Linked DNA regions of Homo sapiens: region 2 is linked to region 1. Evidence: chromatin loops called from intact Hi-C (ENCODE). Cell type or tissue: gastrocnemius medialis. All regions are shown on one strand. Each heading gives the region's core, and the rest is flanking DNA. Links, peaks and the distances in the headings are about the cores only.

The links. Peaks named below come from ENCODE experiments on the same cell type or tissue, not always from the same donor. Only the 100,000 strongest peaks of a DNase experiment are listed, where the experiment ranks them.
Region 2: a loop joins it to region 1, with 3 times the contacts of the local background. A loop is called at or near these places in 3 of 110 quality-filtered maps.

What each region holds. Positions count from the first base shown.
Region 1 is chr15:42,462,858-42,479,817 of GRCh38, forward strand. It overlaps ZNF106 (zinc finger protein 106), which reads right to left. Exons shown (of 22, transcript NM_001366845.3): 2 at 9,379-9,464; 3 at 3,196-3,257. The coding sequence starts at 9,432. Among named protein-coding and RNA genes, the nearest start is that of ZNF106, 20 kb to the right of the region's middle. In gastrocnemius medialis, for the core only: a CTCF peak has its summit at 8,898 (motif pointing left); a DNase peak (open chromatin) is centred at 8,824; H3K27ac peaks cover 5,176 bases.
Region 2 is chr15:42,327,452-42,335,451 of GRCh38, forward strand. GANC (glucosidase alpha, neutral C) reads left to right here. Exons shown (of 24, transcript NM_198141.3): 14 at 1,855-1,998; 15 at 3,125-3,221. Among named protein-coding and RNA genes, the nearest start is that of CAPN3, 28 kb to the right of the region's middle. In gastrocnemius medialis, for the core only: no CTCF peak of the experiment used is centred there; a DNase peak (open chromatin) is centred at 4,010; H3K27ac peaks cover 5,459 bases.

The DNA of each region.
Region 1 (16,960 bases), core at 4,113-12,112:
ACTGCAGCCTCAAACTCCTGGGCTCAAGGGATCCTCCTGCCTCAGCCTCCTTAGTAGCTGGACTACAGGTGCAACCCACCACACCTGGCTTTTTTTTGTTTTGTTTTTTGTTTTTTTTTTTGTAGAGACAGGGGTCCCACTATGTTGCCCAGGTTGGTCTTGAATTCCTGGGCTCAAGTGATTCTCCTGTCTTAGCCTCTCAAAGTGCTGGGATTATAGGCACGAGCACCGCGGCCGGCCCAAACTTTTAAAAATGTTTTAAATGGATGATTAGTGACGTCTGAAATAAATGAGGCATTAATCTTTGAATGCAATGGGCTTCTCTCCTACAGACTAGATTTACTGACCTTGTTTGTTTTGTTTAATGATATAGTGCATATGGGTAGGGTGGCAGGTAAGTCACCCATAATAAAATGAACTCTAGAAGGAAGTCTGTTGAAAATGGGATTTTTAAGTAAAATACTCCACATAATCAAAAGTTGACTGCATTTCATAGATTCTGAATGTTAATGACATAGAGATCATATATATTCAAGGTATTATGATAAGGGCTTCTGGCCATGCAGAGTGGCTCATGCCTGTAGTCCCACCACTTTGGAAGGCAGAGGTAGGAGGATCAGCTAGAGCCCAGGAATTCAAGACCACCCTGAGCAACAGAGTGGAACCCTGTCTTTACAAATAATAAAGGCCAAATGAAAGACAGAGTGGAACTCTGTCTTTACAAAAAATAAAGGCCAAATGAAAGACAGAGAGGAACCCTGTCTTTACAAAAAATAAAAGCCAAAAATAAAAGCCAAAAGGGTGTGGTGGCACACGCCTGTAGTCCCAGCTACACAGTAAGCTGAGGTGGGAGGATTGTTTGAGCCCAGGAGTTCGAGGTTGCAGTCAGCTGTGATCGTGCCACGGCACCCCAGCCTGGTGACAGAGTGAGTGAGACCCTGTCTCAAAAAAGTATATATTAAAAATAATAAGGGCTCCCCATACTAAAATTGAGTGAGTGACAGTCTCCTTTATATTGCTGCTAAGACCTAACCTTCACATAATAAGAGACTGGGGGCAGGGAAAAATTCCACTAATAGGCTAAAGAGATGCTGAAAGTTTAATAACACATTAATTTGCCCACAGAATTTTAAACTGTAGGTCACAAAAAAATAAATTTCAAATGACCTAGGTTGACATCCTGATCAAAACTTGTAACTACTGGCTAGGCATGGTGGCTCACGCCTGTAATCCCAGCACTTTGGGAGGCCGAGGCGGGCAGATCACAAGGTCAGGAGTTCAAGATCAGTCTGACCAACATGGTGAAAACCCGTCTCTACTAAAATTACTAAAATTAGCCGGATGTGGTGACGCACGCCTGTAATCCCAGCTACTCAGGAGGGTGAAGCAGGAGAATCGCTTGAACCCGGGAGGCGGAGGTTGCAGTGAGCTGAGATAGCACCACTGCACTCTAACCTGGGCAACAGAGTGAGACTCCGTCTCAAAAAAAAAAAAACAAAAAACCACAAACTTGTAACTATTATTCATGGGATAAGATATAATTCCTATTTCCTAGGTTCCCAATGTTCCTCCATCTATCTTGTTTCCAAACTTCAAATTGACAGAAGTCAAATACATCAAAATAAATCACAAATAGACCAAAGACATGGAATATACACATGCTACTTTTTTTTTTTTTTTTTTTTTTTTGATACAGGGTCTGGCTCTGTCACCAGGCTGGAGTGTGGTGGTGTGATCTTGGCTCACTGCAACCTCCACCTCCCAGGCTCAAGCATCCTCCCACCTCAGGCTGATGAGTAGCTGGGACTACAGGCACATACCACTATGCCCAGCTAATTTTGGGGGTTTTTTGTGGGGCAGGGGATAGAGACAGGTGATATGGTTTGGCTGTGTCCCCACCCAAATCTCACCTTGAATTGCAATAATCCTCACATCTCAAGGGTAGGGCCAGGTGGAGATAACTGAATCATAGGGGCAGTTTCCCCCATACTGTTCTCATGGTAGTGAATAAGTCTCAGGAGATCTGATGGTTTTATAAATGGGAATTCCCCTGCACAAGCTCTCTTGCCTGCTGCCATGTAAGATGTAACTCTGCTCCTCATTCACCTTCTGCCATGATTGTGAGGCCTCCCTAGCTACGTGGAACTCTGAGTCAATTAAACCTCTCTTCTTTATAAATTACCCAGTCTTGGGTATGTCTTTATTAGCAGCGTGAGAATAGACTAATACAATGGGGTTTCCCCATATTGTCCAGGTTGGTCTTGAACTCCTGGGCTCAAGCAATCTGCCTGGCTCAGTTTTCCAAAATGCTCGGATTACAGGCATCAGCCACTGCACCTGGCCTACATTTCATTTTTTAAAGGTGTCCACTTATTAGATTTCCTTTCCTTAAACATCTCAAGCTTCAAATCACAGAATAGCATCCTTCTTTTTTTTTGAGACAGGGTCTCACTGTGTCACCCAGGCTGGAGGGCAGTGGCACAATCACAGCTCACTGTAGCCCTGACCTACCTAAGCTCAAGTGATCCTCCCAACCTTAGCCTCCTAAATAGCTGGGACCACAGGCTATTAGCTGCCACACCCACCTAATTTCTTTATTTGTAGAGACAAGGTCTTTCTACGTTGCCCAGGCTGGTCTCAAACTCCTGGGCTCAAGTAATCCTTCCACCCTGGGCTCCCAAAGTGTTGGGATTACAAGCGTGAGCCACTGCACCTGGCCAGCATTCTTAAATACATTTAAGGTTTATATTTCAATTCTGTTTATACCAATGAGATTCAGTGCTATTTAGCAGACTTTGGATGTCTCAGACAATTCCAGCAATACTAAACGTTTATGGCATGCAATAATTTGTAACACTGCTGAAGTAAAAATACAAAATGTCCTAGTTGCAAGGCTAGCACGTAGGAATGAGAAAGCTTACTAATGAGAGAGTTAGCTCATCCCAACTCACCTTTGTTGCAATCTACTTGATAGGGCTGCTGTGAATTCACACATTTGAGATGCCCAAAGGTATCAGAGTTTATCCCTTTTGAATGCCAAAAATCTACTACACTTGGTATTAATTCTAAAAGGTTGTTCTACGCCATAAGACAACATTTGCTTTTGACGGATTACTGCAAAACAAACTGACAGGCACCATCATCACTCAGATCCACCCACATTCACAAACTTATGGAAGAGAGCCGTTCCCATACCTGCCCTTGAGGTTCTCAAGTTCCCTGTGATGCAACATGCTCCGCATGTGTTCGTCCATCTCCTTCAAAATAAAAGAAAGTAGATTAAAACTAAGCAGGATTGCTTTGAAAAAAAAAAACTCCTCTGTTCCTCCTCAATCAAAAATTGGGGCTCAAACTCCTTATGTCAAAATGTGTTTTTGGTTATTCTCAATTTAATACTGAAATCAGTTCCTTAATAATTAACTGTGTTTTTTAATATATTTCATGTTTAAATAAAAAGAATTCTTAAAAAGACATATTTAAGTGGCTTTCCAAAAAGATTAGAAAGTATTATCTTTAGGAAGCAAAACACTTAAGAGTAAACTAAGTAAGTTAAATTCTATCCCATTATAAAGAATTTACTAAAGTTCATTTAAAAAAAAAACCTTTCAAATCACTCAACTTTTCAACTATTTGGCTTCTTTTATCCACAGTTTCTCAAGAGTAAGCTACAACTCTTACTTTACCCATGTCTTGGACAGGGCCTAGCATATAGTCATCAATAAGCATTTGTTGAATGAATATAGATGGATACATCAATTCTAGATAGGAGTTACAAACATAACAGAGCCTCTCTATGCTAGATAAGAAAGTTTTAAAAAAATACTTTGAACATAGCAGCTTAATCAATCCTTTATCTTCACTGTCCACTCCCTCACTTCCCCAGTGGATTTGTTTGGTTCCAATGAAAAGTTTGAACATTTATAGTAGGTTCCCTTCTTCCCATCCTTAGAGGGAAGAAAATATGTGGGAAAGCTGCCACTTAAAAACATGCACACGGCTGGGCGTGGTGGGTCACACCTGTAATCCCAGCACTTTGGGAGGCCGAGGTGGGCAGATCACGAAGTCAGGAGATCGAGACCATCCTGGCCAACATGATGAAACCCCGTCTCTACTAAAAATACAAAAATTAGCTGGGCGTGGCAGTGCGTGCCTATAGTCCCAGCTAGTCAGGAGGCTGAGGCAGGAGAATCGCTTGAACCCGGGAGGCAGAGGCTACAGTGAGCCGAGATTGTGCGACTGTACTCCAGCCTGGCGACAGAACGAGACTCCGTCTCAAAAAAAGAAAAAAGAAAAAACATGCACACATGTACACATACACATACACAAAACTCAAAAAGCTATAAATGTCTATCCCTTTGTCACTCTACAGTATACACAGCCAGTATGCCATAATTAAAGAATGGCTGTTCACATATATAATAATAAAGGGCTACTACACTTGTTGTGTTATTGCTATTTACTGCATTCCGTGTGAAGTCCCTCAAACATTTTCTCACTTGAACTGCAAAATACTGCCGAGGGAGTATGATTAACTTCATGCTGAAGAATGCAGAGAAGTTACCTCATTCATTCACCAAATATTTATCAAATTCTTATTATATGCCAAGAATAGAGCTAGGCATTGAAGGTTAAGCGTGAAAATATTCAGTCTTGGCCGGGCACAGTGGCTCATGCCTGTAATCCCAGCACTTTGGGAGGCTGAGGCAGGTGGATCATGTGGTCGAGTTTGAGACCAGCCTAGCTAACATGGTGAAACCCCATCTCTACTAAAAATACAAAATCCAAAAAAAAAAACCAAACCACTAACTGGGCTGGTGGTGAACGCCTGTAATCCCAGCTACTTGGGAGGCTAAGGCAGGAGAATCGCTTGAACCTGGGAAGGCGGAGGTTGCAGTGAGCTGGTATCACGCCACTGCACTCCAGCCTGGGCAACAAGAGTGAGACTCTGTCTCAAAAAACAAACAAACAAACAAAATATTTAGTCTTGCCCTCTCGGAGTGACAAATAATCAAGTGGTCAAAGTGGGATTCAAACCCAGGCAGATCTGACACCAAAGCTAATGCTTCAAACACCATGTCACACTGTAAGCATTTGGTGCATTGAAATTTTTCATTATATACAGTTCATTTGTCAAAAACAATACAACACAACCCACTGTTACTTAAAGTTATCTACTATAGTGTGATAAACAGGGTTGTGATTCAAAACGCCTTTTTTTTTTTTTTTTTTTTTTTTTGAGACGGAGTCTCGCTCTATCGCCCAGCCTGGAGAGCAGCGGCTCGATCTCGGCTCACGACAACCTCTGCCTCCAGGGTTTCAAGAGTTTCTCCTGCCTCAGCCTCCTGAGTAGCCTCGATTACAGGCATGCGCCACTATGCCCAGCTAATTTTTTGTATTTTTAGTAGAGATGGGGTTTCACCATGTTGGCCAGGCTGGTCTCAAACTCCTGACCTCAGGTGATCCACCCACCTCAGCCTCCCAAAGTTCTGGGATTACAGGCATGAGCCACTGTGCCCAGCCAAAACACTTCTTTTAAATGGCAATTTTACTGAAGATTACCATCGTTTCCTTCCTAGCTCTACAGATGCTTCATAAGGAGAGAGTAGGCCAGGTGCGGTGGCTCACGCCTATAATCCCAGCACTTTGGGAGGCTGAGGTGGGCGGATCAAAAGGTCAGGAGTTCGAGACCAGCCTGACCAACATGGTGATACCCCGTCTCTACTAAAAGTACAAAAATTAGCCAGGCATGGCAGCGCGTGCCTGTAATCCCAGCTACTCAGAAGGCTGAGGCAGGAGAATCGCTTGAACCCAGGAGGCGGAGGTTGCAGTGAGCCAAGATCGCGCCATTGCACTCCAGCCTGGAGACAGAGCAAGACTCCGTCTCAAAAAAAATAAAAAATAAAAAAATAAGGAGAGAGTAGCTTTACACATGACCTCTTCTAGCCACAACTGACTGGCCGCTAACTAAAATTAACACTTGTGGACCTGAAAACTAAGACAAGTTAGTGACAGAATAGAATGAAAAATCGATTAATATACACATCTTCGGTGGGGCACGGTGGCTCACGCCTATAATCCCAGCACTTTGGGAGACGGAGGCGGGTGGATCACCTGAGGTTAGGAGTTCGAGACCAGCCTGACCAACATGGTGAAACCCCGTCTCTACTAAAAATACAAATTAGCTGGGCGTGGTGGCGCATGCCTGTAATCCCAGCTACTCAGGAGGCTGAAGCAGGAGGATCACTTGAACCCAGGAGGTGGAGGTTGCAGTGAGCCGAGGTCACACCATTGCACTCCAGCCTGGGCGACAAGAGCAAAACGCCGTCTAAAAAAAAAAACTTCTCAAGTCCTGTTATTCAATGCTTCCTGTTATTCAATTCCTCCTTGATTTAGATGCTTACCAATATGCCTAATCCCCTTTACTTGAGCTAAATTTAAGTGAGTTCTGTTCCTTACAACAAAACCATTCCTGACCAAAACAGCATTCACTGAAATGGGTTTGTCTGACAAAAAAACTGATTCTTCTTACTATAAAAATGTTATCACCCACTAATAGTTTTAATGTGACTTTTGTTTTTTTTAAAACACTTCACTAATCTTGTCCTAAATTTACATGCAAAACCTTCTCCCATCCTGCTCCAAGGAATGAATACAAACATTGAGACAACTGAGCTTTCAAAAATCATTAGAAAAAATTCAGCCAGACATGGTGGCTCACACCTGTAATTACGCCCAGTACTTTGGGAGGTCAAGGTGGAAGGATCACTTGAGCCTAGGAGTTCAAGATCAGTGTGGGCAACCTAATAAGACATCATCCCTACAAAAAAAAATTTTTAATTAAAAAATAGCACATGCCTGTAGTCCCAGCTACTCAGGAGGCTGAGACGGGAGCATCACCTGAGCCTGGGACACAGAGGTTGCAGTGAGCTGAGATGGCTCCACTGCACTCCAGCCTAGACAGCAGGGTAAGACCCTGTCTCAAAATGAAACAAAACAACAACAAAAAAAAAAAAAGAAAAAAAAGAAAGAAAGAAAAGAAAAAAGATCCACAGGCACAGGATTAAGGTAATAGCCCCAAATGCATTCCTTCTCATGTATTAGGCTTCTATTTAGGCCTTGTATATTAATCAGTATTATATTTTTAAAGGCTGGGTTGGTTGGAGGGGAGGGGGGACTCATGGTTAAACACATGTGGAAAACATTGAATAATACAAAAAATATGACCAGGTGTAGTGGCTCACACTTGAGGCCAGGAGTTCAAGACCGGCTGGGCAACACAGTAAGACTCCATCTCTATTATACACATATATTTAACTCCAGGGCTTCTCAGTATTTTATGTTAATGGGCCTCAGGATACTCAGGGATACCTTACACAGCTTTTCCCCATACTCAAGTCACTTAGAACCTTTTCTCCTCCATAGTTTATTTGGAGAAACCAGAGTTACACTAGTTTGGGAAATTGGAGACAAGCATGGCTTCAACACCAATTGTTCATAGTCCTATCTGAAAATAAGTATCAGTTATCCCTTCCAACTAACCCATTTTGTTACTTTCTTAAGTCATACCACTCACTTAAAGCAGGCCATTCCCTTGCTTTAAAAAAAAATAAAAAGGCAAAAAATAAAAATAAAAACTACAACCAGCTTTTCCTTTTTTTAAAAAAAAGGAAAATAAATAAAAACTACAATCAGCTTTTCCTAGGGCAGGAGTAGATAATTCCAGCCCTTCATTTAACTTCATTATGATCATGGAAAAGTATGAAGAGATAAAAGTATGTTTGAAACCAGAGTAGCAGAGCCAGAAAGATTTAAAATGGCAAAATCACAAAATCATGGTATCACAAGATAGGGCTGCTATTCTATGAAACTCTGATATCACATCTCTGAACAGCAGCCTTTCCATCTCACATCTTCTCCCTACCTCTGTCCAACGTGAAAGTAGTCATAAGGAATTCTGACTTATTGACAATTTGTATAAACCTTCATCAAATTTTTAAAACTAGAAGAGCATTCTTCTATTTTTGTAAACAGTAGCAGGTATATTATTAAACATGATTTTTAAATCTCACTAATTTTTCCATCACTAACAGAAATCTAGATAGAAAAAAAAATAGTATCCACCCAAGTCTACTTGGTGGATCATAATCGACCCTTCAGTCTGGCATCCAACACTGTTTATCAACTATCTTCACTTAATTACAAATTACAGTCCTGCTATTCCCAAGGCAAAACTGTTTTAATCAGATGAGCCTTCTTGCCAACTCCTAGAACTGTCATACTCCATTCCATTTGTCTCTGTACATGTTGTTCTCCTACCCAAAATATCTCTTCCTCGTTTCTCTTAAACCATCGTTACTCTAGACACTTTTCAAAGTTTACCACTTCCACTCACACTTCCCTGGCTAACCTAGCCCATGATCCTCCCAGTTCTCTGCATTTCCAGTAACAATCAAGAGCATCTTAAAAGCAAAGAGAATAAATTCCTCAGTATTTAAACTAGCAGCACTACTCTGAAAGCAAATGATAAAGGCAGGTAAAGGCAAAAAGTGACACAAATTGCAGCCAATTTTAGGTCCTAAAAAGATGTTTTGGCCGGGCACAGTGGCTCATGCCTGTAATCCTAGCACTTTGACAGGCCCGAGGCAGGTGAAAAACCTGTGGTCAGGAGTTCAAGACCAGCCTGTGCAACATGGTGAAACCCTGTCTCTACTAAAAATACAAAAATCAGCCATACCCAGCAGCACATGCCTGTAATCCCAGTTACTTGGGAGGCTGAGGCAGGAGACTCACTTGAACTGGGGAGGCAGAGGTTGCAGTGAGCTGAGATTGCGCCACTGCACTCCAGCATAGGCAACACAGTTAAGTCTCCATTTCAAAAAAAAAGTTTTACTTTGAGCAACATCCCCACCTTGTGGACATCTAGGATATTGTTAATACCATTTCTGCTGTGCTGCATTTTTCACAAGCATAGGCATAAACAGATTGTAGGTACATATAATAGATGCTATATCCTTAGCTAATCAAAAAGTACATGATTTTAAAATTACAGAAAGCAGTATGACTTCAAATAACCTTGGAATTTTAAGGTATCTTCCCTATAACTGGTTACTAAATTTCTGTGTCATCTAGTTTTGAATACGCTCAAATTCTGGATGGACAGAAGTTTAATAATACAGGTACTGGCTTTAGGAGGCAGTAACGAGAAAGAAACCAGTGGAATGAGACTATGGTTTAGGAAAGAAAAGAAGCATAAATAAGACATTGTCAAAGCTTTTCCTATTAATAACATATGTCTATTAATATTAATAACATCTATTAATAACATGTCTCTTTAAAAAATAGTCATAAAGCCTCAGATTCTCCCTCTTCCATTATTACCTTTTTTGAGCTGTACACGATGTGGCATAATATGCATTTTCGTTCTCGTACCATAGTGACCAGATCTGAAGCACTCAACGTCACAGCTGCAATGAGGAAGTAACATTTAGTAACCTTTTCTCCTCAGTACCTTCTTACATTCATCTTCACATAACCAAAATTACAAGTCTTATCTTCCTCACCTCCACCTTGCTCCTCCCCCAGATCTTTCCGTTTCCAGGTGCATAGGGTAAACATTTTGGGAGCCATCCTTGATCCTTCTTTTTCACCCCATATCCACCCTCATTAGGAAATTGTCAGACCTACCTTGCTATATAGCCAAATTCCAACACTTCTCACCACCCAGCACATCTCTCATCCCACACGGCATTACCCTACTACTGAAACGACTCCTTCCTTCTGCTCTTGTCCTCTCACAGCTGATTCTCAAAACAGTGTTTTGAGAGTAGCCAAAGATTCTTAGAATAAGATTCTTTTAAAGTTTAATTCAGAATGGACAGGTGCAGGGGCTCACGCCTGTAATCCCAGCATTTTGGGAGGCCGACGCGGGCAGATCACGAGGTCAGGAGTTAGAGACCAGCCTGGCCAACATGGTGAAACCCCGTCTCTACTCAAAATACATAAATTAGCTGGGTGTGGTGGCAGGTGCCTGTAATACCAGCTACTCAGGAGGCTAAGGCAGAATTGCTTGAACCCAAGAGCGGAGGTTGCAGTGAGCTGAGATTGCACCACGGCACTCCAGCCTGGGCGACAGAGCAAGACTCCAACTTTGAAAAAAAAAAAAAAAACAAGTTTAAGTTAGAACATATACAGGTTGAAAATTCCAAATCTAAAAATCTGAAATCTGAAATCTGAAATGATCCAAAACCGGAAACTTTTTGGGTGTCAACATGATGCTCAAAGGAAATGCCCGCTGGAGCAGTTTAGATTTGGAATGTTCCGATTTGGGATGTTCAGCCAGTAAGTACGCAAATATTCCAAGATCCGAAAAAATCTGAACTCCACAACACTTTTGGTCCCAAGCATTTCGGATAAAGGAACTCAACCTGTATGTAATTCCTCTGCTCAGAATTTCCCAATGGCGTCCATCTCACTCACAGAAAACCTAGTCTTTGCCATGGCTACAATATCTGTTTCTCTCTTCCTCTCCGAATCATTCGCATGCCCTCCCGTTCTTCCTCTATCATTCTGGTGCACTTGCATTCCCCTCGTTGCTATTCTTTGTTCACATCACAGATCCTCCCACCTTTGCACCTCTACATTTTCTGTTCTCTGCCTGGAATATTCTTCCTTAAAAAGTCCTTATGGTTCCCGTGGCTCATTCATTTCCATCAGGTATCTAAAATATTGCCTTATGGGAGAGGCCCTGCCTAACCCTCTACATAATATTGCACTTTCTGACACCCCACCTCTCCACATAGTTCCAGTTTCTCTATTCCCCTATTAACCTGCTTAATTTTTTATAGCACTGTGGTAGATCATGTTTCCATAGAAGGCCTCAACAATATCTGCTACCCCATGTGCTCTTTTGCAATGTGATCTTGCCACCATCCATGAAAAGGTGGATGGAGTCTGTTTCCCCTCCCTGTGAACTATTTTGATCAATAAAATGTGGCAGAAGTGATGCTGTATAACTTAAGAGGCTGGGCTTTCAGAAATCTGTACCTTCTGCCTCTGCCCACTTGTTACACTCCCTCTTGAAAGCCAGCCACCGTGCTGTGAGAAGCCAAAGCCACAGGGAAAGGCCAGGTAAAAAAAGAACTGAGGCCCCCACTGAGTACCCAAACAACAAGCAGGACCAACTGACAGCCAGAAGCGTGAGCCATCTTGGGGGCTCCAGGTCCAGCCACCAATGAGAGACCCCCAAGTGAGACCAATACATACACCATCCAGATAAGCCCTCTTCAACCCAGAGAATTGTGAGACACAATACAAGAGTTGTTTTAAGCCAGGAAATTTTGGAATAGTTTATGAACAAGTGACATCTGGAACATTATCTTTTACTACCTGACATAGTATGTATTTGTTATTCTCTGTCTCTGCCAATTAAAATTTAAATTCCGTGAGAAAAAGGACTTTGCATATTTTGTTCACTAGTATAGTTCGGTCTAGCACTTAGAACAGTGTATGACATATCATAAGGAATTCAAAAGTATTTGTTGATTATTCCAAATGGAACTATCCATCTTGGGTTACTAAATGTGAGTTTAGTAACTGAGCTGAGTAAATAGCAGGGTTTGAGGCCAGGCACAGTGGCTCACAGCTGTAATCACAGCACCTTGGGAGGCTGAGGTGATAGGATCACTTGAGGACAGGAGTTCAACACCAGTCTGGGCAACATAGTGTCTCTACAAAAAATGAAAGAATTAGCTGGGTACTATGGCTCATGCCTGTAATCCCAGCTACTTGGGAGGCACAGCAAGGAGGATTCCTTGAGCCCAGGAGTTTGAGGTTATAATGAGCTATGATTGTGCCACTGTACTTCCACCCTGGGTAAGAGTAAGGCTCTCTATAAAAAGAAAGAAAGAAAGAAAGAAAATACCAGGGGTTTAGATTAAGACTCAACAATGGTTTACTCTTTCATAATCCTCTGGCACTAGCACACTTTCCTCAAGTCCCTGCTAGAGATGCTCTATATGAAATTTTAAATCTACTCCCCAAGCAGCATTGTTCCTTCTTCTACAGAAAACATCAGGCTCTAATAGATCTGCTTCCTCATTTGGGGTACATTCCTTAGGAGATTTTAAAACTGTGACATAATGAGGTTACAAACTACCACAGTTTAATCTGTAACTCCTAGATAATATGGCAGAAGGACCAATGAAAGAGGCCTAAGGTTCTCCACTCCTGTGATTACTCGGCAGTTTTCTTGCCATGCAACCCACTTCATAATATTACTGAATGCCTAAATAATTTTATTCAATAATAAAGTTCAGGCCAGGCATGGTGGCTCATGCCTATAATCCCAGCACTTTGGGAGGCCGAGGTGGGTGGATAACTTGAGGTCAGGAGTTCAAGACCAGCCTGGCCAACATGTCTCTATTAAAAATACAAAAATTAGCTGGGTATGGTGGCACGTGCCTGTAATCCCAGCTACTCGGGAGGCTGAGGCAGGAGAATCGCTTGAACCCAGGAGGCAGAGGTTGCAGTGAGCCGAGATGACGCCCCTGCACTCTAGCCTGGGCGACACAGCGAGACTCTGTCTCAAAAAATAAAAATAAAAAATAAAATTCAAAACACTAAAGTAAGATTATCGGGTAAAAATATGGACATTTAAGAAAGCTGAATGTCAATTAGCTACCAAAACAAAGAAATATACCTTTGTGGATAGGTACAGTATTATTTATACTTTCCATATTACTAATAATCTCTTAAATCTCAAACAGAAATGTTAAGTGCTGTAGCATACTACTTCTAACTGCTTTATAATGTAACATCTACTTCAACTTTAATTACTACTTACATGCGTTATTTTGTTACTTCATTCAACAAACATTTATTGAGCACTAAGCACTATTCTAAGGGTTGGAGAAATTGGTAAAGATACGTCCAGAAATGTTTTAAATTGTGCTTCCAATTATTAACCACCAAAGCAAAACAGGAACAAGAAACTTAGAAGCAATAAAGTCAGTAAAAGAGTGTGACTCTCTGGTAGAAATTATAGCAGTTACTGTGGAGTTTTTATATATTTACTTGGTTGAAAACCAAGCACTAAAATACAAACTGTGCTTTTATTTGACAAAGCCAACAACATCAACCCCTAGCAAATGGATAAAAAAAATAAAGCCATACAATATAATAGAAATACTCTATATCAACCTTTTAACCAAAGTCTCCCTCTTTTTAGTTATTTTTTCCTTTCACAAGCTCATTTCTAATCTGCATGTATTAAGAATACTCATTTTCATTTTCTTAAAAAATCAAAATATAACTGCCAGCAAAGTATTCAATCGATAAGGAAGATTTAGTATTTAAACCCTGAGGTGACATGATTCCAGGCAAAGTAACTTTAGTTTATATATTCTTAAATTGGGTAAATACATAAATTCCATTAAGCTTTCTGAAATACTGTAATTAGCCCAGTCTTCTAGATGGGAACCACTGCTCTTTTTAAAGGCCCTGACAAAGACTAGAAGCCAAGGAAATACAAACCATCCAACTCTGTGATCTCAACCAAGGTGACTGAGAAGTGACAAACTAGAAGTAAGTAAATAAGGAATCCAAACCTACTGCCATCCTCACTTTAGTCACCTTACACTGGTTTTCACCATGTTGGCCAGCTGATCAAGAACTGACCTCAGGTGATCCACCAGCCTCGGCCTCCCAAAGTGCTGGGATTACAGGTGTGAGCCACCATGCCCAGCTTCATCTCATTGTTAACAGTACATTTAGTAATCTTTATCCATTTTGTATATATATATATATTCATAAAGTGGATCATCATAAAGGTCTTCATCCTCAGTCTTCACACTGAGTACACCGAGGAGGAAGCAGCGGAGGGGTTGGTCTTGCTGTCTCAGGGGTAGCAGAGGCAGAGAAAAATCTGTGTATAAGTGGACCTGCGAACCGCAAACCTGTGCGGTTCAAGGGTCAACTGTATACTTTCTCTTCCTTAAGATTTCCTTAATAATAATATCTTTTCTCTAGCTTACTTTAAGGATACAGTATACAACATATATAACATGCAAAATATGTGTTAATTAACTCATGTTATCAGTAAGGCTGCTAGTCAACAATAAACTATTAGTAGTTAAGTTTTTGGGGGAGTCAAAAGCTATAGATGGATTACTGACTTCACAGGGTATCGGTGCCCCCAACCCTTGAGCTGTTCAAAGGTCAACTGTATTTTTCTTTATCAGTCTATCTATGGGTTTGTTAATATTATTAATCTTTTCAAAGACCAGTTTTGTCTATTTTCTTTTTCTATTTCTTAATTTCTACTGCTGTCTTTATTACCTTTCATTTAACATACATTGGGTTTATTTTGTTCTTCATTTACTAGCTTCTTAAGGTAGAACTTGAGGTCAAGTCTTTAGGCCTTTTTTCTTTTCCAATAAATATATTTAAACCCATAAACTTCTCTGTAAGCACTGCTTCACTGGCATCCCACATTTTTTAGTACTTTTTAATAAACATTTTATTTTAGAATTGTTTTAGATTTATAGAAAAGTGGCAAAGATAGAGATAGTATAGTTTCCATATACCCCACCTCTAGTTTCCCATATTAACATCTTTCATTTGGCCACGTCAGTAGCTCACGTCTGTAATCCCAGCACTTTGGGAGGATGGCTTGAAGCCAGGAATTCAAGACTAGGCTGATCAACACAGCAAAATTCGTGTATCCACAAAAAAATTAAAAATTATCCAGGTTGCTCAGGTGTGGTGGCTCATGCCTGTAATCCCAACACTTTGGGAGGCTGAGGCAGGTGGATCACCTGAGGTCAGGAGTTCCAAGACCAGCGTGACCAACATGGTGAAACCCCATCTCTACTAAAAAGAAAAAAATTAGCTGGGCTTGATGGCAAGCACCTGTAATCCCAGCTACTCGGGAGGCTGAGGCAGGAGAGTCACTTGAACCTGAGAGGTGGAGGTTGCAGTAAGCCAAAATCGGGCCACTGCACTCCAGCCTGAGCAACAAGAGTGAAACTCAGCCTCAAAAAAAACAAAAAAAAACAAACAAAAAAAACTTACATTAGTGTGTTACATTTGTCACAATTAACAAACCAATATTGATACACTGTTATTTATTTATTTATTTATTTGAGACAGAGTCTCACTCTGTTGCCCAGGCTGGAGTGCAGTGGTGCTATCTCAGCTCACTGCAACCTCTGTAACCTCCACCTGAAACTACGTCTCAAAAAAAAAGACAAAAATCTTACATCAGAATGTTACATTTGTCACAATTAACAAACCAATATTGATACATTGTTATTTATTTTATTTTTTGAGACAGAGTCTCACTCTGTTGTCCAGGCTGGAATGCAATGGCACAATCTTGGCTCACTGCAACCTCTGCCTCCTGGGTTCAAGGAATTCTCCTGCCACAGCCTCCCAAGTAGCTGGGACTACAGGCACCCGCCACCATGCCCCGCTAATTTTTGTATTTTTAGTAGAGATGGAGTTTCACCATATTGGCCAGGTTGGTCTCAAACTCCTGACCTTGTGATCCACCTGCCTCGGCCTCCCAAAGTGTTGGGATTACAGGCATGAGCCACTGTGCCCAGCCTGATACACTGTTATTATGGAAGCCATATTTTATTCAGATGTCCTCTTTTTCTTTTTTTTTTTTTTTTTTTTTGAGACACAGTCTTGCTCTGTCTCCCAGGCAGGAGTGCAGTGGCATGATCTCAGCTCACGGCAACCTCCGCCTCCCAGGTTCAAGCAATTCTCCTGCCTCAGCCTCCCGAGTAGCTTTACAGGCACCTGCCACCACGCCCAGCTAACTTTTGTGTTTTTAGTAGAGACGGGGTTTCACCATGTTGGCCAGGCTGGTCTGGAACTCCTGACCTCAGGCTATCTGCCCTCCTTGGCCTCTGAAAGTGCTGGGATTACAGGTGTGAGCCACCATGCCCAGCCCAGATGTCCTCATTCTTTACCTCCTACCTTTTTTCTCTTCCAGCATGTCACAGAGGATACCACATTACATTTAGTCATCATTTCTCCTTTGGCTCCCCTTGGCCATGACAGTTATCCCACAAATTTTGATGTCGTATTTTCATTATCATTCAGTTCAAAGTACTTTCTAATTTCTCTTGTGATTTCTTCTTTGACTCACAGATTATTTGGAAGATTCACTGAATTTACAAATACTTGTGGCCTTTTACACATCTTGGTTTCTAATTTAATCTTATTAAGAGGCTAGGAGCTACGACTCACGTCTATAATCCCAGTACTTTGGGAGGCCGAGGTGGGTGGATCACCTGAGGTCAGGAGTTCAAGACCAGCCTGGCCAACATGGTGAAACCCCGTCTCTACTAAAAACACAAAAATTAGCTGGGCATGGTGGTGGGCACCTGTAATCCCAGCTATTTGGGAGGTTGAGGCAGGAGAATCGCTTGAACCCAGGAGGCAGAGGTTGCGGTGAGCTGAGATCATGCCACTGCACTCCAGCCTAGCCTACAAGATCGAAACTGTCTCAAAAAAAAATTAATAATAATTTTATTACAGTCAAAGAACACATACTATATTATTTTAATCCTTTCAACTATACTGAGAATTACAGCCCAGCATCTGGTTTATATATACACTTGGGGAAAAAAAGTATATTCTGCAGTTGTTGTGTGGAAATCATTTATATTGATGTTTTTTTTAAAGACAGGGTCTCGGCCAGGCACAATGGCTCAGGCCTGTAATCCTAGCACTTTGGGAGGCCAAGGCGGGCAGATCACCAGAGGTCAGGAGTTTGAGACCAGCATGGCCAACATGGCAAAACCCCATCTCTACTAATAATATAAAAATTAGCCTGGTGTGGTGGCAGGAGCCTATAATCCCAGCTACTCGGGAGGCTGAGGCAGGAGAATCGCTTGAACCCGGGGAGTAGAGGTTGCAGTGAGCTGAGATAGCGCCACTTCATTCCAGCCTC
Region 2 (8,000 bases), core at 1-8,000, 140 kb before region 1:
TATTCCTTTGTTCTTTTCTAGTTACCTGAAAGAGTGAAAGAAGTGGAAAAAGTGATTGAATAAAACTATTCTTTTTCATTGAGTAGCTTTTGATATATAATGCTTTTATTAAAAGGCAAGTATGGCCACCACATTACAGACTCTGGGGGTGCTGGGAGAGGTGCCATATGCATAAGCAAATGCACAAAACCTGTGATTTTGACCTCTATTATAATAGACTCTATGATATATCAAAGTACTTTATAGCAGAGGTTTATTATATTTTCAAATTGCTATATATATTTTATATAAAATTGTGTTCCATAACTGTTATTTAAATATGATGATACATGTGAAAATATCTTACAACGTATTTGTCATTAAAAGTGAAGTATGATTTTTAAATAATCTGATAAGAACCACAGAGGAAACTGGAGAGGCCACATCTGGAGAACTGTTTTCAACCAATTATGATGATATTAATGATGGCAGTGTTGATGATGATGATACCTAATGCAAATGGAGTACTTGCTGTGTGCCAAGCACTGTGCTAAGGATGACTTCATGTGCATCATACCATTTGTCTTCATAATAACCCTCTGAAGTTGGAACTATAACTAAATCTAACCCCATAGAAGAGGAAATTGAGACATAGAGAAGCTTAAAAACTTGCCAAGGTCATGCATCTAGTAAGTGGTGGAACCAAAATTTGAACTCAGGTCTGTTTGTGCCCTAAGCCCAGCTTTTAACCACTAAACTGTAGTTTCTGGCATCAAGTATTAGGGCACTAATAAACAACTTAGTACAGGGATAGACAAGCGTTGGGCCAAATCTGGCCATGCCTATTCATTTCCCTATTTGTGGCTGCTTTTGTACTACTATGGCAGAGTTGAATAATTGAAAAAGAGACCTCATGGCCTGCAAAGTTGAAAATATTTACTATCTGGACCTTTACCAAAAATGTTTGCCAATCCCTGCTTTAGATGGTTCTAAAGGAAAGATATGGTAGTTAAATATTTGGAAATCATTTACCCCCTTATACATAGAAGAACACACATGTTTAGAAATAAAGATTCAAAAAAAAAAAAAAACAAGCCACCTCCAGGAATTTGAAAGACTTTCTTGTGGGCGAGGTGACAGATGTATTCTGTGGGGTCTCAGAAGGTAAGCTAGGTAGGCTCTGCGAGGGGAATGTTATATACAAGGAGCAGGATTTTTGAAAAATAATAGAATGAGCTGCCTGAGGGACTCCCTGTCTTTTTAGCTATTCAGTCAAACGCCAAAAGATAAGTGATTCTAGAAAAGACCAGGGATTCTACAATACCATGTTAGCTAGATGACTCAACTGTCCCTTCCCACTCTAAACTGAACAGTTCTGTGTAGGATACAAACTATAGATCATGTTAACAAACAGGTATATTGGCTGTCAAGTCTTTCAAAGTATTAGAGAGAAGGTAGAATCTTGTCATGTTCAGCTATAGTTGCCCTTAGTTAAGAGTTGTAGCATCTGATGAATGAGAAGGAGCCCAATTGTGAACATTCACAACCTTTCCCATAGGAGTCCTGCAGGGAGGTCTTGGAATGAATTTGCCAGGCAATATATATTTCACAGACAACACAGGGCAGCATTCTTTTATTCAGCAGCAAATATTTATTGAGATCTGTCTATGGGCCAGGTACTATTCTAGATGTTTGGGATTTATTAATGAACAAAACAGACAAAATGTTGTTCCCTGTGGAACTTATACTCTAGCAGTGGAGCAGAGGACAGAGCATAGATAATAAACATAATTTTTAAAATGAGGTAGCAATGGTGACAGCTATTATATAGACATCATCAATGTAGGAGTGTCATGACCAAGGTTTACTTCCTAGGGATCTACGGACATCCTCTTCCTTTGGAATGACATGAATGAGCCTTCTGTCTTTAGAGGGCCAGAGCAAACCATGCAGAAGAATGCCATTCATCATGGCAATTGGGAGCACAGAGAGCTCCACAACATCTACGGTTTTTATCATGTAAGACATCCAAAAAGAATTAAACTGGGCTTGTGTGACCCACCTTTTGGCTGAAGGTCATTTGCTTTGTGATATAATGGCTATTCTCTACTGTTCATTTCTCTTTGTGTGTCTTTTCTGACAACTGCAATGAGTCTTAGGTAGTAGCCAATACAAGACTTTTTATTATTTCTCCCTTTGCTTCTTTTCTTTTCATGATGAACTTGATGAACTTTTAAATATTATGAAATTAATTATAACATAAAGCTTCTGCCTTGATAGGAGCCATTAATAAGTGGCACTCACTGGCCACTACCTCAAACTTTTATTGATGCAAGCAGTATATAAATATGTGAATGAAGGTAATTAAAACAAGTGTTTTAAGATTTCACAGATATCTAAATACAGCAAATCTTATATTCACACTGGAGGAGCAATATTTAGAACACAGACACACAGCTTCAATAAGTATATTTTAAAAATGTAAAGCCTTCCTTAAGTACTTAGCTTCCTCAATAAAGGTGGTAAAATTATCTTTCATTTGCCAACTACATCCAAAAGACGTGGCAGACACTTGACCTCATGTATACCCATGGTTCTTTGTTATTTTCAAATTGTGACTGTATTCCTGTGGCCCTCTTACCTATTGGTATTTTCCAATGGGATCTTTTGGCTAAATATAAGCATAGTTTTCAGATTGTGTGTGTTTGCCTCTTTAACAGCCTGTTGCAGTAACTGTAGACTGCTTTAGTTAGTGAGCTGTCTTATATAGGTCAGGACCAGTCATTTAACCTCTCTGAAGCTCAGTTTTTCGTACCAATGAAAACTGTCTGTCTCAGAGGTTGTTACGGAGATTATATGAGAAAATTATATTAAATGCCTAGCAATAGTAAGCACCAAAGAAATGCTAGATGATTGTTTATTATTATTTCATTGCTATTGTTAACCAAAGAAAATTTTCCATTCTTTTAATAGGGGAATTTAGAGTAATTTCATTATACCATGAAAATTATTTGATGGATTTATTTTAATATTTTCCATTTCATGCTCCTGCCTACTGTTTGCTTTTTGTATGTTAGATAGCTTATTGGGGATGTCTGTACAAATCCAATCATCTCTTTGAAATTTTTCTTGTTTGGTGATATAGCAAATGGCTACTGCAGAAGGACTGATAAAACGATCTAAAGGGAAGGAGAGACCCTTTGTTCTTACACGTTCTTTCTTTGCTGGATCACAAAAGTATGGTAAGGAATGGCTCATATCAGACTTAAAAACACATTAGCAACTTTTTTTTTAACCATTTATAGAATGTGATGTTACTGTGCTGATGCCTTCCTTTTCCTTTTTTTTTTTTTTTTTTTTTTCATTTGTTTGTTTGAAACAGAGTCTCGCTTTGTCACCCAGGCTGGAGTGCAGTGGCACAGTCATGACTCACTGCAGCATTGACCACCTGGGCTCAAGCAATCCTCCCACCGAAGCCTCATGAGTAGCTGGGATTACGGGTGCACACCACCACACCCAGCTAATTTATATATGTATATGTATTTTTTGGTAGAGACAGGGTTTCACCATGTTGCCCAGGCTAGTCTCGAACTCCTGGACTCAAGCGATCTGCCCACCTTGGCCTCCCAAAGTGTTGTGATTACAGGTGTGAACCACCACACTCAGCTGATGCCTTCCTTTTCAATAGCCATTGGTCAGGCCTTTGATTGTAGACAGTGGTATGCCCTAAAGTGTGGATTTTGTCCTATAAGACAGAATAAACAAATTTTAGTCATTTGATACTTGTTTCTCACTGAAGAAATGGCCACTTCGTTGTTGGGAGAGTAACTTCTAAGTATTCAGTTTGCTGGGATAGTCATCTTTGGTCCTGTCTCTTTGATTTATCAAAGCCAGGGAGATACACCTCTAACACATTCCATTAACCAACTGTTCCACTTAGAAATGTGGCTTAAAATAGACCTGGCTGTTGCGTGTGGTCAGGGTCATCTATAACTGGATGCAGTTTACCAGCTAATGCAGATCTGGTTCAACTTAACAACCCTGTGGCAGGAAGGCTATTTTAAGTCCCCTGGCCTTGCATAAGCAACGGAGAGCTTAGATCCTAGTTTAAAGAATCCAGCCCTTACTATCCTGTGGACATTATTAAGCCTCCCACTCCACCCCTGAAAACCTGGCCCTGTGGCATTCTGGAAAGGGCCAAAATATTACAATCTCAGGCAAAGATTCATGTACAGAGGTATTCAACACAGTGGTAGTCCTTGAAACAAAAGTAAGAAAGAAAATCTAAATACATAACAATAAGGGAATAGTTATAAAAGTATGGTATAGCAACATGATAGATTATCGTGAGGCTATTTATGTTTAAAAAATTTTTTTTCTTTTTTTAATTTTCATAAGGCTATTTTAAATGGTAGATTTAATTGCATGAAAAAATGTTTTTGATATGATAAATAAAAAAAGGAACACCTAAGTGTTTATAATATTAACCTAATTTTGTATTGATATGTATTAGATGTACATATTTTCAGGATATGTGTGATAATTTGATATGTTCATATAATCAAATCAGAGTAATTGGGATATCTATCACCTTAAATATGTATCTTTTCTTTATACTAGGAACGTTTAAATTATTCTCTTTTAGCTTTTTTAAAATGCACACAATCAAGGCTAACTATAGTCACCTTACTGATCTATCAAACATCAAGTCTTATTTCTTATTATCTCAATTTTATAAAAGATTAATGGAAGATAGTAATTTAAATAAATAAGTGGGTAGATAGGCAGACAGTTAAATATAAGAAAATGTAATACCTTGGTGATTTTGAGTGATTTTCATTTTTTTCTTTTATCTAACTTTATTTTACAAATTGTCTACAAGTATCATTTTTAATCACAAAAAAAAGTATTTTTAATGAAAACATTTACCAGCAACAGTTAAAAAAAGATAACAGAAGATTTAAATATTAGGTTATTGTTGATCTCTTATGTTGGTCCATTGCTTAGCCTGCAGTACTCTGTGTGAAGCTATCAGCTTTGCTTCACTGTGTAGCAAGACATTACAGGAAACACTACTTTGTTAAGTCATATGCGATGATCAATAGCCATAGAGAACTTCTGACTAAACAATAGTATGAGACATGAAAATATCTGCATGTTTATGTGAGCTTTCTTTCTTGATGAGAATGTCTCCATACGGATTTCAAAATCATTATGTAAATACGTACATATCTCGCTTGAAGTCAAGAGGAAATTAGAATACTTTTTTAAAAGAACAATCCCTGGAAAATATTTTTTTTGAGCCAGGCACAGTGGCTCAAACCTGTAATCCCAGCACTTTGGGAGGCCGAGGCGGGTGGATCACCTGAGGTCAGGAGTTCAAGACTAGCCTGATCAACATGGTGAAACCCTGTCTCTACTAAAAAAAAAAAAAAAAAAAATAGCTGCGTGGTAGCGCGCACCTGTAATCCCAGCTACTAGGGAGGCTGAGGCAGGAGAATCGCTTGAACCTGGGAGGCAGGGGTTGCAGTGAGCAGAGATCGTGCCATTGCACTCCAGCCTGGGCAACAAGAGCAAAACTCTGTCTCAAAAAATATATATATATATATTTTTTTTGGTCACGAGCAGTGGCTCATGTCTGTAATCCCAGTACTTTTCTGAGGCAGGTGGGCAGATCACTTGAGGTTAGGAGTTTGAGACCAGCCTGGGCAACATGGTGAAACCCTGTCTCTACTAAAAATACGAAAATGAGCCAGGCATAGTGGCACATGCCTGTAGTCCCAGCTATTCAGGAGGCTGAGGCAGGAGAATTTCTTGCAACTGGGAAGTGGAAGTTGCAGTGAGCCAAGATTGCACCACTGCAGTCCAGCCTGGGCCACAGAGTGAAACTCCATCTCAAAAAAAAAAAGAATTTTTTTTTTCCTGGCCATAGGGCGGCCTAAAATTTCTATGAAAGATTAAAACAAAAATAGCTACCAAAACTATTTTGGTAGAAGATAGACAAAAATGCTTCAGAAGTAGTATATATTTCATAAAATAAGACTTTCCCTTTTATGGCTGTCTTTGGTGGTATATAATCTCTCATCACAAACTCTTAGCAACTCTTCAGTAAATAAGAACAAGAACACTGGCTTAGGCATCAGAGTGCCTGGGCTCAAATCCTGCCTCTACCACTTAATAACTGTGTAACTCTGGGTAGATTATGCATCCATTGCTTGCTATACTTCCCTCATCTATAAAATTGAGTTTATAATAGTGTTTATCTGATAGGATTGTTGTGATTATTAAGTAGGATAATACCAGCAAACTATTCGGCATAACACCTGGCTCAGTATGGGTTAAATAAATGTTAATTATTGTTATTGCTACTGTTATTATGTCTCCCCTTTAAGGCCTGTAACACTTCTCTCAAATTTTTTAGGGTTTTCTTTGGAAGCAGGGGCTGGTGGAGGTGGGAGGAAATAGGTACATAGATCAATTGAACAGAGTAGAGAATCCAGAGTATCCAACACATATGTGATCAATTGCTTTGCAACAAAGTTTCCAAGGCAATTTAATGGAGAAATTACAATTTCTTTTCAGTAAATGGTTCTGAAACAACTGGATATCTGTGTGGGGAAAAAAATGAAACTACACCCCTACCTCATACCATATTCAAAATTAAACTAAAAAATTAACTCATTTTAAAAGCTAAAAATACAACCTAACTTCTGGAAAAAAACATAGAATAAAATCTTTTTTTTTTTTTTGAGATGGAGTCTCACTCTGTTGCCCAGGCTGGAATGCAATGGCATCATCTCAGATCACTGCAACCTCCACCTCCCGGGTTCAAGTGATTCTCCTGCCTCAGCCTCCTGAGTGGCTGGGATTACAGGTGCCCACCACCACACCTGGCTAACTTTTACATTTTTAGTAGAGACAGGGTTTCACCATGTTGGGCAGTCCGGTCTTAAACTCTTGACCTCAAGTGATCTGCCCTCCTCGGCTTCACAAAGTGCTGGGATTACAGGCGTGAGCCACTGCACCTGGCCAGTAGAAAATCTTTATGGCTTTGAAACAGACAAACATTTCTTAGAAAGAACACAAAAAGCATGAATCATAAAAGAAAAAAATGACAAATTAGACTTTATCAAAATTTAAAAATGTCTGCCCTTTCAAAGACATTGGTAAGAAAATGAAATGGCAAGCCACCGACTGAGGAAAAAAATATTTGAAATATACATATACAGATATATCTGCCAAAATACTTGTATCCAGAATATATAAAGAACTTTTACTACTCAATAATAATAAGAAAGACAACCTACTTTAAGAGTTGGTTTTCTGAAAAAAAAATAATAATAACAAAATAGATAGACTGCTAGCTAGACTAATAAAGAAGAAAAGAGAGAAAATCCAAATAAACACAATTAGGAATTACAAAGGAGAAAATGTAGGAGAAATGGATAAATTCCTGGACACATATACCCTCCTAAGACTGAACCAAGAAGAAATTGAATCCCTGAAAAGACTAATAACGAGCTCCAAAATTGAATGAGTAGTAAAAAGCCTACCAACCAAAAATAGCCCAGGACCAGACAGATTCACATCCCAGTTTTACCAGATGTACAAAGGAGAGCTGATACCATTTCTACTGACACTATTTCAAAAAATTGAGGAGGAAAGACTCCTCCCTAACTCATTCTATAATGCCAGCATCATCCTGATGCCAAAACCTGGCAGAGACACAAAAAAGAGAAAATTTCAAGCCAGTATCCTCGATGAACATTGATGCAAAAATCCTCAACAAAATACTGGCAGACTGAATTCAGCAGCACATCAAAAAGCTTATCCACCGTGATCAAGAAGCCTTTATCATTGGAATGCAAGGTTGGTTTAACATACCCAAGTCAATAAATGTGATTCATCACATAAACAGAACTAAAGACAAAAACCACATGATCATCTCAATAGATGCAGAAAAAGCTTTCAATAAAATTCAGCATCCCTTCTTGTTAAAAACTCTCAGCAAACTAGGTACT